2 separate regions of the Homo sapiens genome follow, and region 2 is linked to region 1. A link is a contact called in ENCODE Hi-C or POLR2A ChIA-PET data. All regions are on one chromosome and are shown on one strand. Each heading gives the region's core, a stretch centred on a gene start or an enhancer-like site at or near the end of the contact. The rest is flanking DNA. Distances are from core to core; before and after follow the strand shown. Region 1 holds the start of HNF4A (hepatocyte nuclear factor 4 alpha). Region 2 holds the start of HNF4A-AS1 (HNF4A antisense RNA 1).

Region 1 (4,148 bases), core at 1,231-3,730:
GATTTGACTCACAAGACCACACAGTTTTTTGTTTTGTTTTTTTTTTTTAAATAAGGTAGATCTAGGATGCTAACCCAGGTGTATTTTATCAAAAATATCAAATCAGGGTCTTTCAGCCACTCTCACACACATACACATAGGCACACATACACTGCAGTGAATGTTCCACTGCCCCAGGACAAAAGTGCTCATTTTTTGTGGATGTACTGCAAGGTCACTGGAGTTCTCCTTTCTCTGTCCAGCCATATCTGTGGCCTAGAGCAGAGGGCCAGCAACAGCTGGATTGTGTCAAGTCTCGAGTCAGATGACATTTTTTGTTTGTTTGTGTTTTTTTTTTAATCTTGAACCTTAGTTTTTTCTTCTGTCCTTGGAGATTACAATATTATTTATCTCAGACAGCCGTTTGGAAAATGAAACAGCTGTCTGAGAGATAATAGTAGAACATTCACTAACCCATTCATCCATCCATTCACCCACCTACCTGTCGATAGAAGCAACCATTCTAATAATTGCTGAATGTTTGCTATATAATGAGTATGACACAGGAGCAGAGATGAAGAGACATGAGGACATCCTACAAGGTGCAGAGACGTGGGAGACAGTGAAAGGCTGTCAGGTTATATTATTGTATCATCCTTTAAGAGACACTGTGGGGCCTTCTGTTCACCCCTAGCTTAGCCTTATGACCTGGGCTGTCCTTCCCCAGAAGCTGTCTGGCCCCTTTGAGAGACAATGTCTTCCCCTAGCCACAGGTTCAACCAAGTCATCCATTGGCATCTATACTCCAGGTCTTAAAATTGTGGATTAAGGGTGGCCTCACCCTTAATCTCCTCTATGCTATCTCCTCTAATCTCCCCGCTCTCTGGGAGATAGGTCCTGTTGTTATCTTCATTTTACAGATGAGGAAATAGGTTCAGAGAGGGGAAATGTCTTGCCCAAGGTCACACAGCTGGTGTGTGGGATGGGTTCCCAGGCTGTTGGTTTCTTCAGCCTCTGCCATTTCCAGTGCATCACATATTCCTGTTTGATGGGGGTCAAAGCAAAGAAGATTCTTCCTGACTAGAGTCAGGAGATCAGGCCCTGATTCTGTCATTCCCTGGCCCTCTGTCCTCAGCAATTGATGACATAAATGTTGATTGTGTCTTTGCAATGCACGTGGTATCAAGGGCTTTACATCCTTGTTCCCCACGGCATCCACCATGATCTTAAGACACATCCTAGTCCTGTCTCCACTTCAGAAAGAAAGCAAGAGGCACGTGAATGTTGAGCCGTGTGACAGAGTCACAACTAGACCCCGAGGTCTGCTGGATTCCAGAGACCAAGTTCTGTGCGGGTGTGTGATTTGAACAGGTTTATAAAAGGCACCCAACTTTTAAAAAATCCAAAATGTGTCCCCAAAAGATAAAACATTCTCTTGAATTTCCCTCCTCAGAAACAAACCTGTCACCAATTTTATTGTGTCATTCCACGAATTTTCTATGCGTGGAATGTACACGTATACGCGTGTGTACATATATACATCTATATCCGTTTCGCTATCAGCAACTACACAGTTCTTCAGTGTACCGTTTTCACTTAATTTAACTGAGAGGTTCTTCCCTGTCACACACAGATGTGCGTTGTTTCCTTGAACAATGGGATAGCATTCCACTGTAAAGACGTCTCACGCTTTATTTACCCGTCTTCCCTCTGCTGAGGGACATTGGGTTGCTTCCAATGTGGGGGTCACCCTAAGGAGTGAGCCTGAGCCTTTCACTCTCAGTAACACATGCTTTCTAGCCCTGCATCTGAGTTTCACACGTCCGCACAAGATATTCTCATTTTCCAACGCTCCACCCTGCGCGGCGCTTTCTACCTCCTCCCCATTATCCAGAGCCAACGGAGGTGCGGAGCGACCGAGCTGCCCGGTCCCACGCCCAGCTTGATAATGCACCAGCAACGTGACCTAGGCCCAGCAAGCCTCTCCTGGTGGACCTCAATTTGCCCCGCATCGAAACAGGACGGTGCTTCCAAGCCCCACCCTCTGTGGGGTTTTGGAAAGACCCCTGAGATGCATTCCCAGGAAGGCCTCTGGACAGACAAAATGAGCCAAGCCTCTGCCCCAGGGCTTCTCGGCCCCTCCCAGCACTTCTCGCACCAAGCAGGCCATGCCCCGGCTTGAGAGCTTAGGGAAGCGGTCACATTGCCTCCGTGGGGCTTCCTGCCCTTCCAGAGGAGCTCCAGGAGGAGCTTTGGGCCCGTAAGAAACACACGGGGAGGTGTCCCATGGCCTCCCAAAGCTGACCGCAGTCCCGCCCTGTCCAGTCTTCCCCCAGCCCCACTTACCGTAAGAACTCTCCACTGGAGCCCCGAGGGGCGCGTTCACGCTGACCATGGCCAAGCCCACCCAGCCGGAGAGCTGGGGGCATGGAGGAGCAGGGGCCCGCTCACAGCAGCAGCACAGCCACCAGGAGCCCGTCCACCAGGAAGGCGGTGAGTGCGGCCAGCTGCCACCGCCCGGTTATCTTATTGATTCTTCTAATCACCCAAGGTGGGTGGATACGTTAAAGAGTAACCAGTCACTTAGGGAACCCGCGGCTGGGGACTGTTGCTGTCTCCATGGCAATGGCGACCTGGCCAGACCTGAGGTCCACTCGGGTCCTAGTCCTGCACTCTGGGGTTAGGGGAACCCAGAGCCAGGTGTATGGGGACATCAGCCCCCCAATTTGAGGACAGGGCCGGAGCAGAAGGGGCTGGAGAGGTGAGAGTCCAACCTGGGTTGGGTTTTATGGCTCCAAACTATGGGTGTGTCACCATGCAGGAAGTAGTGGGAAAACCGAGGGAGGGGCAGAGGAAAAAAGGAGGGTGGAGAACTGTGTTTAGTGAGTGCCTACTGGATGCTGGGAGTTGCATACAGGCGTTACCATATTTAAATTAAACCTTGAGATGAAGGGACTGAAGGACAGAGAGAAATTGCATGCCTGGAGTCTCACTGCTAGTACATAGAGGTGTTATCTTCCTTTCATCTAACATATTTATTGAGCACCTACTATGTACCAGGCCTTGTGCTAGACTCTGGGGATATGGAAATGAGCAAAGTAGATGTACCCCCGAAACTTGTGGACTAATGGAGGAGACGGACCTTAATCAGATCGTCATTCAAAGATACTATTACAAACTGGTGAGTGATATGAGGGGTGGAGAAACATGGGGCTGCCTCCAGGCCAATGGGACAAAGTCATCCTGTCTGGCGTCTCCTCTGGTCTCCTTCCCCATTCTAAATTCAACCTGCTGCTGAAACTCACACACTCTGTTTTAGCTCCCTGGCATGTTAGACACCTGCCACCTAGCTTTTTTTTTGGAACAGCCCCGTTTCTTTTGTCTCAGTTTTGGATCTCACCACCTGCTTGGGGATTCTGAAATCAAGGTCATTCATCCTGTTAGAGAGAGCTGAAATGAGAACAGTGAAACAAATTCTGGACTCAGAAAAATCAGAAAACTCCAGCTCTATTATTTTCTTGCTGTATGTTTTTTAGTAAATTATTTCATTTCCTTATAGGAATACCTAGCTCATAGTTTGCCCTGCTTCTAAAATAGCTAATTGATAATATTCCTCTTCTCTTCCCATAGTCTCTTTTTTCAGCTTTATCAATCACCTCAGAGGGACCTTCAGCCCCTACAGATGGGCATGGGTTGCATTAAAATGTCCTTTCTTTTCTAAAACAACAGTGATAACAAACGTTAGATTTTGGGGCCGGGTGCAGTGGCTCACGCCTGTAACCCCAGCATTTTGGGAGGCCGAGGCGCACCGATCACGAGGTCAGGAGTTTGAGGCCAGCCTGACCAACATGGTGAAACCCCGTCTCTACCAAAAATAAAAAAATTAGCCGGGCATGGTGGCAAACGGGAGGCTGAGGCAAGAGAATCGTTTGAACCAGGGGGACAGAGGTTGCAGTGAGCCAAGATCGTGCCACTGCACTCCAGCCTGGGCAACAGAGAGAGACTCCATCTCAAAATAAATAAATAAATAAATAAATAAATAAATAAATAAATAACTTCGATATTTTTTAAAAAAAAGTATTAATATTCTTGGTCGGGTGTAGTGGCTCATGCCTGTAATCCCAGCAGTTTGGGAGGCTGAGGCAGGTGGATCACTTGAGGTCAGGAGT
Region 2 (4,148 bases), core at 772-3,271, 40 kb before region 1:
GTTCCACTGCACCTGGGTGACAGAGCAAGACTCTGTCTAAAAAAAAAAAAAGAATGTTTTCTTCAGGGGATGAAGAGACGTTGGTTCATGGGTACAAAAATAAGTGAGATAGAAGGAATAAGATCTAGTTCTTATAGCACAGTAGAGCGATTATAGTTAACAATCATTTACTTTATATTTCAAAATAGCCAGAAGAGAAGATCTGAAATGTACCCAACACAAAGAAATGATAAATGTTTGAGGTGATGGATATCCTAAATACTTTGCATGGTATGCATGTATCAAAATACATGTGCTCCATATATATGTACAATTATTATGTATCAATTATAAAAAGTTTCATTCCCTTCCTCCAAGGGATTTTTTTTTTAACTAGTGGAAAAAAGAAAGCAACTTCATAACGCCCTCCAGTGAGGAAGAACATTATCCTGACAATGCTTAGGTGCTTTCATATGAGCACATAATAAATACAGGAAGTCACAGAGCAAATGTCACAGTATTGGTTTGGTTTTTATTTCTATGCTTATAAAAAATATTAAGCTTCTTTCTGTGGACTGAGTGGGTGTTAGCCTGTGGGTATTGGTCTCTGGTGCCTGTATACCAGTGACTATTTATATTCCAAGCCCAGGGCCAGCTGTCTGCACAAGGCAAGTTTTTATTTCGAAGCCTTGGTTACTCCTTCTGTACAAGGGGTCTAACTTGTCGTTTGTCGTGAAGATTAAATGAGAGAGTAGATAAGCTTCTTAGCCTCTCTTCCCCTGACCTCTCTTTAGGGGAATAAACCACAGACCTTGTGGGTCAGATAGATCTAGGTTAAAATCCAGGCAGTGCCAATGTACCAAACTCTGTGACCTCAACTTCTACTTTTCTCAGCCTTAGTTTAAGCATCAGAAAAATTGGGTTGATACCTTCTTTGTAGGGATGGTTCAAGCATTAAATGACCACGTGTAGGCATACAGTACAATAGTAGCAATCACTGTCATTGGTCATTGATTGCATGACACACTGGCCACATAATCAGTTGGAATCAGGACCCCTGCTCAGGACAGCTCCAGGTACCACACACCCAGCCATGAACAAGCACTAGCCTCAATGCCATCAATTTAGCAGCTGTTCTTTACCTCTGCTCACTTGCTGTCGGGCCCCAGCTCAAGAGGCAGCAGATTCCAGGGGATAGCAGAGGACCTCAGAGCCCACAGAGAGACCCAGTTGAGACGGGAAGGGATTGCCCTGGGCAACCTGCAGTTGGGGAGGCATGTGTAGGGAGCTTGTGCCTCTGCTGTGGACGGTGGTAAGGGAGCTGCCACTACGAACCACATTGTTTCTCTTTTACATTATAATAAGGTCTAATGTTTACAGAGAAATTTTGTGCTAGCCCTGGTGCTAAAAACCTTCTAGCCTTCTCATATTATCTGCCTGTTGAGATAGGGGCTATTGTCATCCCCATTTTAAAGATGATGAAATTGAGGCTCAGAGAGGTGAAGTGACTTGCCCAAAGCCACACAGCTCGTAAGGGAGGGGCTGTTGTTTGAACCCGAGTCTGCCTCCAGAGCTTGAGGGCTTCACCCCTCTACGCATTGCCTGCATCATGACTCCTGGAATCCCTGAAAGGACTTCGGAATTCTAAGGCACTGGAGCTGGTGGTTTCACTGCCTCAGTCTTGCAGGGGAACTCAAGGACCTGAGAAGTAAAGCACCTTATCCCGGGGTATAGGCAGGGGCAGGGGCATCCTCCACACGCCTGGCCACCCCAGGGCTGCTTGGCATCTTCACTTCCCCTTGGCGCTCACCACACCATTATCTCCTATCTTTTCTTCCCCACCCACCACTCCGGGAGAGGTGCAGAGAAAACTGGGACTTATCAAGACAAAGAACAAAAGTCGTGGAGGAAAGAAGCCAAGAGCCATCTCTACTCTGGGGTAGGGCCCTTCAGTTTTGCCCCTTTGAAATTTCAAATTCCAGTTTGTGGACAAAGTCCTAACTATCTCACAATATAGGTCCCCAACCACTGACCAAACTCCAGTCCAGGCAGCCACCAGCTGGCCTGGTCTTGCTGCTTCCTTTAGCGGCTTCCAAGGTCCAGGGACAGGGGGTCTGGGCCACCAAGAGGCTCTGCTAGGCTGTCCCTGCAGCCACAGCCACCCCACTGGACCCCTGCCTCCCATCTGAGAGGACAGCCCTCTTCCTGGAGCTGGGATCTGACACTTGCTGATACCAACGGCAGATACCAGGTAGGTCCCCTCCCTTTCTCTTCCTTGAGCTCCTAAAATGCCACTCATACCACCCTCTGCACTCGGCAAAGGCCACTGTGGCTTAATCAAATCAGGCACCCACAAAGCTTCAAGACTGGAAAAGATGCCTTGGCTAACCCACCCATTTAGTGGACGGAAACACTGAGGCCGTCAGGGGAGTGGCAGCTGGCCACAGACTGAACCATAGACTTGGGGCCCAGACCTGGGGCCCCTCACGGAGCCTCAGAGGGTGAAAGGGACTTGCTCAAGTCCACGCAGCGGTGGTGGGTGAGCTTTGTCTTAACAACGAGCACTTTCTACTTCATCACAGACCATGAGTGGCATTGTGTTTGTTCACCCGATGATGGGTGGCCACTGGCTTGTTCACCCGATGATGGGTGGCCACTGGCTTGTCACAGGAGTATTTCCGAGAGGAAGATGAGGGAGCTTGGGGCTGAAGGCCAGTGGGTTTGGAAGGAAGCAACATTCATGTGGTTAACTGATAACTGGGCCCCATCCCTGGGCCTCCTTCCTCCCTCCCTGTCCTTAGCCTGATTAAGACCAACTTACCCAGCTGCTAATCATTGCTGAGCCTGTTGATTTTGCCTTAAAAAATTAACTGGGCATGAGTTTGCGGTTTTCCTCACCCCTAACCCTGAAAAGGCCTGGGTGGGCAGGAGGCCTCCAGGGTTATGCAAGAGGCCGCTGGCCTCCCAACGCATAGCCCACGGCCACCTCGGCTGCTCTCCAAAGAAGAGGCTTTGCTCAAGAGTCAACAGTCTGCTTGTTCCCCCTGTGCTGGGTCCTGAGCAAATTTGCTCTGTTACCAAAGAGAGATAAAGGCAGCTGGGGGAGAGCTTTCCAAACAGGGATGGGAAGCGGCAGCTTTGAGCTTGGGGTTCTAGAACTCTGCAGTGTCAGAGCCAGGAGAATCTTTAGGAGGATGTGGGCTGGGGTTTTTCAAGCTGGGTTCCGAGGCTCCCAGGAGCCAAGGGTATGCATCCACAGGCCCAGCTTCAACCAGCGACTCCCTTTTACATGTAGTCTTAATATTTTATTTGAGGGTTGGAAAACCACTGATTCAGCCCCATCCCCTCATTGCACAGATGGGGAGATGGAGATCAGAGGGGGAAGTGACTTGTCCAAGGACAGAAGGTCACCTCGGGTATTCAGGGGCTCCAGCCAGCATGGGAATGAATGGTGGGCTCTCTGTGGACCCGGGCAATGTCTTGAAAGACATTGGTGAACAAGACGGCTCTGCAAACGCCTTGCCATGCCGTTCTCCCCCTCCTCCCAGGGCTGGCTGGAAGCAGAGAGGTGCCTGAGAGCCATTGGAAGACCCAAGTCAGGGGAATGCACCTGGCTCTGTGTCCCATGGGCCCTGTGAGGATATGACCAGCAGCCAGGCACTGCAAACCGGAGACTACGTTATAATCCATCTCAGCCACGTCCTGTCTCTGGAGGCATCAGCACTTTGGGAGGCTGAGATGGGAGGATTACTTGAGCCCAAGAGTTTGAGACCAGCCTGGGCAACATAGTGAGACCCTGTGTCTATTTTTTAAAAAGATTTTTTAAAATTAAAGACAGATGCCCAGTCCCTATCACAAAAAAAGATGTAGAGCCCTGCCCTGACTCTCTCCACCTCTCTGAGCCTCAGTTTCTTCACCTGTAAATTGGGAATTATAATACTTAACTTCCAGGGTTGTCATGAAAATGAAATGAAGCAAAATATACACATTGATCATCATGGCCACTGGATATGCAGCTGTTTTAGGAGCTTTGCATGTGTTACTTCCTTGATCCTCCCAGCCACTCTGGGAGGTAGGCAATGTTTTCACCAATTTTTTACACACCAGAGGCACAGGGAGGTTGAGCCATATACCCATGCTCACACAGCTGATGAGAAACAAGAAGTGGA

The links. Hi-C counts contacts between places; a loop is a spot of excess contacts on that map. ChIA-PET counts read pairs that join two places held with the same protein, here RNA polymerase II (POLR2A).
Region 2: a map of Caco-2 shows a loop between it and region 1 (2.9-fold over the local background). The contact joins the promoter of HNF4A-AS1 here to the promoter of HNF4A in region 1. A Hi-C loop is called at or near these places in 3 of 168 maps with a recorded cell type or tissue (Caco-2, HepG2 and adrenal gland). POLR2A ChIA-PET finds 5 or more read pairs at or near these places in 7 of 52 experiments (Caco-2, HepG2, OCI-LY7 and 4 more).

Annotation. Positions count from the first base shown.
Region 1 is chr20:44,354,031-44,358,178 of GRCh38, reverse strand. It overlaps HNF4A (hepatocyte nuclear factor 4 alpha), which reads right to left and starts at 2,480. Exons shown (of 10, transcript NM_175914.5): 1 at 2,326-2,480. The coding sequence starts at 2,374. R3HDML-AS1 (R3HDML antisense RNA 1) reads left to right here and starts at 2,937. Exons shown (of 4, transcript NR_184036.1): 1 at 2,937-3,160. HNF4A-AS1 (HNF4A antisense RNA 1) reads left to right here. Exons shown (of 3, transcript NR_172878.1): 3 at 1-1,435.
Region 2 is chr20:44,393,535-44,397,682 of GRCh38, reverse strand. HNF4A-AS1 (HNF4A antisense RNA 1) reads left to right here and starts at 2,021. Exons shown (of 3, transcript NR_172878.1): 1 at 2,021-2,230. The region is part of intron 1 of HNF4A (hepatocyte nuclear factor 4 alpha); the gene reads right to left.